Regions from separate parts of the Homo sapiens genome. Here region 1 is linked to region 2. A link is an interaction called in ENCODE POLR2A ChIA-PET data of the cell type or tissue named here. Cell type or tissue: MCF 10A. All regions are shown on one strand. Each heading gives the region's core, and the rest is flanking DNA. Links, peaks and the distances in the headings are about the cores only.

The links. ChIA-PET counts read pairs that join two places held together with the same protein. Peaks named below come from ENCODE experiments on the same cell type or tissue, not always from the same donor. Only the 100,000 strongest peaks of a DNase experiment are listed, where the experiment ranks them.
Region 1: POLR2A ChIA-PET joins it to region 2 with 5 read pairs; 1 of 35 experiments calls an interaction of 5 or more read pairs at or near these places.

Annotation. Positions count from the first base shown.
Region 1 is chr7:155,218,320-155,221,127 of GRCh38, reverse strand. No RefSeq gene overlaps it. Among named protein-coding and RNA genes, the nearest start is that of INSIG1, 78 kb to the left of the region's middle. In MCF 10A, for the core only: no CTCF peak of the experiment used is centred there; a DNase peak (open chromatin) is centred at 1,107.
Region 2 is chr7:155,165,108-155,167,915 of GRCh38, reverse strand. No RefSeq gene overlaps it. Among named protein-coding and RNA genes, the nearest start is that of HTR5A-AS1, 95 kb to the right of the region's middle. RefSeq lists an enhancer at 1-239. In MCF 10A, for the core only: no CTCF peak of the experiment used is centred there; a DNase peak (open chromatin) is centred at 1,025.

The DNA.
Region 1 (2,808 bases), core at 99-2,598, 53 kb before region 2:
AGGTCATTCTTGCAGCTCCCCAGAGTGGGGGCACAGGGGGACTTGCTGCTCCATACTGCTGGCCTCATCTCCTTGAGGCATCTCCCGCCCAGCTTCCTGAACTGGTCTGGTGGCTCTTTCCATTGTTAAGTCTGGCTGTACTGACACAGATGTGGGGTGACTCCCCAAGGTCCACCGGGAAAGCCTGCCCACTCCCGGGATGGCTCTCTTCCCTTCTGATACGGTTTGGATCTGTGTCCCCACCCAAATCTCAGGCTCAACTGACATCCCCAGTGCTGGAGCTGGGGCCTAGTGGGAGGTGATTGGATCACGGGGCAGTTTCTAATGGTTTAGCACCCTCCCCTTGCTACTGTCTCGTGAAAGATTTCTCACAAGATCTGGTTGTTTAAAATGAGGCCCTTCCTCATTACACAGGAGCATGCCCAAGTCCAGGAGGCCAAAGCTCTGGGTTGAGTCTGCCCAGCTTCCGAGTGAGTGAATTCCTGCAGAGAGAGGCGCTGCTGAGAAGCTGGCCCTGCAGGAGGCACAGAAGCCAGTGTGGAGGAGGGGCCAGGCTGGGGCAGGGCTGGGGGCCCTGGCTCCGTCATGTCATGTTGGCGACCACGTGGACTCGAGGGCTAAGCCCAGGTCTCCTTGTCTCTAAGAAGGGGTTCAGAAGCTTGACCTTGGCGGGAGTGAGCAGTGAGTGAGCGGGCTTGCACTGGGCCCAACTCATGACTAGTGAGAGGGGTTGGTGTGCCCTTGAGCTCACATGTGCCTCCTGCACAGGACACCCCCTCCTAGAGCCCAGCCAGCCCGGCAGGAGGGCAGGGCATGTTCAGAGAGACAGTGGCTGAGTGAATGGAGGGCTGGCCCAAGTCACAGCCGGGGGTGCTCACTGAGGCCTGGGGGACTGGGCTTGGAGCGGAGCACCTGGCCGCTGTCCCTTCCTGGGGTTTGCAAAGCCCACCGTCCCACACTGCATCATGCTGTGCTCTGCACCACATGTGTCTGCACTCAGCTGCGGCCACCACTCAGCCCTCTCCTGGCATCGCCTGGGCAGTACCCAGCAGGGCCCAGGCTCGGGGTGGATCTGGATTGCCCAAGGGCACACTGGGGAAAGGCTGCCTTCCTCCCTACGGTGCCAAAGCCCAGAAGATGAGTGAGCTCAGCTGTGATTACACAAGACAGGCCGTGGAGCCAGTAGAATTTTCAATCAAAAAATTAACATCAATGTATGCTTACCATGGAAAATACAGGAAAGAAGAAAAGAAAATTAAAATTACTTTTAGTCTTACCAGAGATAACCAATATTAATACATTGGTGTATTTCCTTCTAATCATTTCTTAGAAGCCTGTGTGTGCACGTGTGTGTTAGAAAATTGGGGATATACTGTAGATGCTTCTGGGGTTTGCATTTTAAACTTTTTTATATTTCAAGTATTATTCCATCATTTTAAATGGCTGCATAATATTTCATCACACATCGGGGTCTGTCAGAACTGATTTAACTTTCATCTATGGGCTTTGAGATCTTTCACTGTTTTTCGCATTACTAAATGTAGGAGTGTTTGGGGGAATGGAATACCTAGCTCAGAGTGGGAGGCAATGAGAAAACATTCTCCGTGTGCTTTTAACAAAATTCATATCAGCTTAAGGAAGAGTTTTAAATACGGTGGAAAGCAAGAGGCAGACATTCGTTAGTAAGATGGTTTCCTAACACTATTTTGAGGGTTTCTGAGACCCTTTGGAGAGGAGCGAACGGAGGGCAGTTGGTGCAGGCTCAGGAATGTTCTCCGGAGGGGCCTGGAGTCCTCACGCGAAGGTCGCCTGAACCTTCTCCGGGGCAGCCCCGCCCCGGTGCACACACATTCTGGGCTTCAGAGGATTAGGACACCTGGCGTCGCTTCCTGAAATTTTCCCATTGAGAGACCTGTCTTTGGTCTTGGGGTTCTATGGGGGCTCCCCAAATCCGGGATTTTTATGTAAATTGTAGCTCTCGTGTTCATTTTTCTGTGTATGCGGCATAATGACAGTCGTTAGATTCTGAAATCAGCCCCTGATCCCCGCACTGAAGAACCCCCATTCAGGCCCTCTTTTACCGTGGAGGCAGGTCACTGGGACGGTGCGTCCAAGCGCTCACATCATGGGGGTAAGTGGGGTGGGGCTGGAGAAGCTTCGGGAAGCATTAAGCTGCTCCTTCCTGAAGCAGTGGAGTTGGGGAGCCATTCCCAAGAGGGGCTCATGGGTGAGCCAAGGAATGCAGGAGGGGGTGCCGTGGGGAGGGACTGTGAGCCAGGGCGTCCAGTTCGGGACTAGGGCAGAGCCAGCAGGCAGAGACCCCAGCGACTCCGAGGACAACCACTGCACTACATCCAGGGACAGATGAGGACTGTGGGGTCCTCACAGGGTATGGGAATTGCAGGGGTGCTGTGCCATGCTGTTCCACACCTCTGTGGCTTCACAAGGGCCTCCTCATTTCCAGAATGTTCCTCCTGTGCCTTCATGGGTAGGTGGGTACCCTGGTGCAGGGTCTCCACTGCAACCTTTGTAGGGACTGACCAAGCTCCTCCTCCATTGGCTGAGAGACGGGGACACAGGGCTGTGCCCAGCTCCTTCCCTCAGCCTGGGGTGCCCCGAGGCTGTCTGGCTCCAGAGTTGCCTGCGGGGTGGCCCCAGGCCTGGCAGGCCCAGGGCAGCTTTACTCCTCCCTCCCTGCACACCTGTTTCCTACCCTTCCCTTTAAGGGCTGACTTGACTTCCATGGACCAACATTTATTAAGAAGCTACTGTGTGTGTTGAGGTGCGTGGTTCCCTGACCTCCATGGA
Region 2 (2,808 bases), core at 87-2,586:
TCACGCTAATGTGTGGCTCGCACCCCTGGGGAGGCCACCTGGGGCTGCATCAGCAGGTGAGGACACGCGGGCTGAGCCATGAGCCTCGTGTGTCAGCTTCATCCCGGGCAGACTTGCTCTACAGGGCGATCGACCCTGGAGCTCAGGCAAGGAGTGGGTCTGGGGCTGGGAGGAGATGGGGTGAAGAAAGGCCTGGAGTGGAGGTGGAAACAATTTGGGAGAGAAGCGGCATTTGTCTACGACAACATCAAAACCTCTAAATGCCATACACATTTAACCACACTGAGCCACACAGTTTATTATTTATCTTTATTTGAATTAATTAATAAGAAAGGGATGTTATGGGGATATCTGTAGACCACTGTAAAAGAAAAAATAAAGAGTCCAGAAGCTTAGCACTGAGTAACAAAATCTATCCCTGGGAATCTGGCACCGCCGAGTCTGGGGAGCTCTTCAGGGCAAGGTTCGGGGGAGTGAACCTGGGGTGGGCTTTTTGAAACCCTGAGCCCACGCAGCGCTTCATCCTCTCCTGGGAGAGCACTCTCTCTGCCAATGCGCCGGCTGGAGTGTGGCTCCCTTGCAGCGCGGGCCTGGGCTGCTTCACCTGCGCCAGGGCGCTGCCTGGAGAGCTTGGTGCTGCAGCTGCTGCGAGGTCACTGGCAGGGTTATGCTGTAGGTGCCCGTGACAGTCAGGCCTGCACTGGAGCCAGCAGCCTCCGGGGCAGGGCAGGGTTCGGAAGGAGGTGCTGGGCGAGACCTTGGCTGAGGGGCTGGTGTCTGGTGTTTCACTAGTCGCTCCAGTCCTGCCAGGTGCTGACAGTCTTCATGCCACGGAAGGCACATGTGCAAGGGATCCATGTCCACATCCAAAAGACAGGGCTTGTAAGCCTAGCCTTCACCCCATAGGAAAGATGTCCATGCGTGTGGAGAAAGCAGCCTACCTCAAACATGCAGAGCACAGGGCCGCGTGCAGGATGCAGGCAGCGTGACTCAACTCAGCTGTAAACAGCCCAGGACGCGGGCAGCGTGATTCAACTCAGCTGCGCACAGCCCAGGACGCAGGCAGCGTGACTCAACTCAGCTGCGCACAGCCCTGCTCGGCAGAACAGTGCAGGCCGTGAAGGCCCTCGGCCCTCAGTGCCTGGCGTTCCTCCCTTATTTGCTCCTTCTTCCTCATTTTCTGGTGGTGAAGGCACCAAAAATCTTCTCAAGTCCCAAACAAGACAGTTTTCTGTTTGAGTGACACCCCAGACCACTTTTGCTGTAATGACAGCAGAAGACATCAAGGCAGAGCTATTCAGAATTTTCCATCCTCACCAAAGCACCCCCTCTTGTTTTTAGAGAGACAGGATCCTGCCACGTTGTGCAGGCTATAAGCACACCACACTGTGCCCAGCCTCCAAGGCCTTTATAGCAACAAAAGTAATCAGATGCCCCAGCGTCCCTTTCACAGGAAAATTGGCTTTGGTTGTTTGGTAGCTAGTCATTCCCTCCTCCTGAAACTGGATAAGTTCCCATATTCCCCTCGCAGGGCGTGTGACAGGTGTATGGCTCCCGTCTTCGGTGCCCGCAGCTCAAACCCCTAGGGGAAGCATGCAGACGGGCAGGTCGTGGGGAGCCTGGGCTCCGACCTCAGGGCAGCATCTAGGGTTGAGTGTTTACAGCTCCCTAAGCCCCAGTGGGCGTGTCACAGTCTGACTTTCAGCTTAGCCATCTGCAAGTGTCTTGTGTTAATCAGCTCAGTTAGACCCTCTGGCTTATCGCAAGGACAGAGGCTTTCTGTATCCCTGGTTCTTTCCTTAGTGTACTGGAAAAATTGGATCACACGTGGGCTTGGAGAATGAGTGTAAGGTTTTACCGAATGGTGGAGATAGCTCTCAGCAGATGCCTGGGGAGCCAGAAGGGGGATGGAGTGGGAAGGTGGTCTTTCCCTGGAATCAGGCCACTCAGAGGCCAGGCTCTCCTCCGACTGCCCCCAGCCAAAGTTCCCTCAGTGTCCGTGTTGTTCCACCATCGATGGCCCGTCGGCGTGTGTGTGTGTGTGTGTGTGTTCTTCTGCCGGTGATTCCCCCTCGACTCCAGCCACTGTGTGTGTGCCCGCGAGGGTCTCAGGGTTTTTATAGGCACAGGATGGGGGGGGGTGGTGTGGCAGGCCAGGGTAGTCTTGGGAAATGCAACATTTGGGTGTGAAAACAGGAGTGCCTGTCTTCACCTAGGTCCGTGGGCATAGGCCTGAAGGTGGAGCCCTCACCAGGACCCCTGCCTTTCACAACCCAGCACTTCCCTGCCCCCCTCCTGTATCACCCCCACCAAAAAATGAGTATTTTGAGACAAGTATAAAGAATTGTTAGATAACGTAGTCAAAATAAAAAGAATGAAACAGGACCCCTATTATAGCAACTTTGGAAGACGATGGCGACTACATACACAATGATGAAAGTGGGTGAGAGATTAGAAGAGGACAGGTGTGAACCCTTAGCCAAACCTTTGCCTCGCTTATTTCCTCTGCGCTCAGAAAACACTCCAGAAAGCTCATGAGGAGGCCTTCCGTGCTGCCAGCCCCTACTTTTAGGCAAAGGGAAACACAGGCCCCAGAGCTCCTGACACAAGGACTCACTGGCCAGGGCGGATTTTCCTTTGGTGGACACCAGCGGGAAGGCTGAGCCTGAAGAAAATGCGCATTTGCTCAGATGATGGTTTGGTCAGAACTGATGCTGCCGCAAAGCGTCTACATTGGCCACTTTTTTCAAATGGAAGGGTGCAAACCATTGACTGTCTAGCAATTCCGACATGACAGAACCAGTTTGC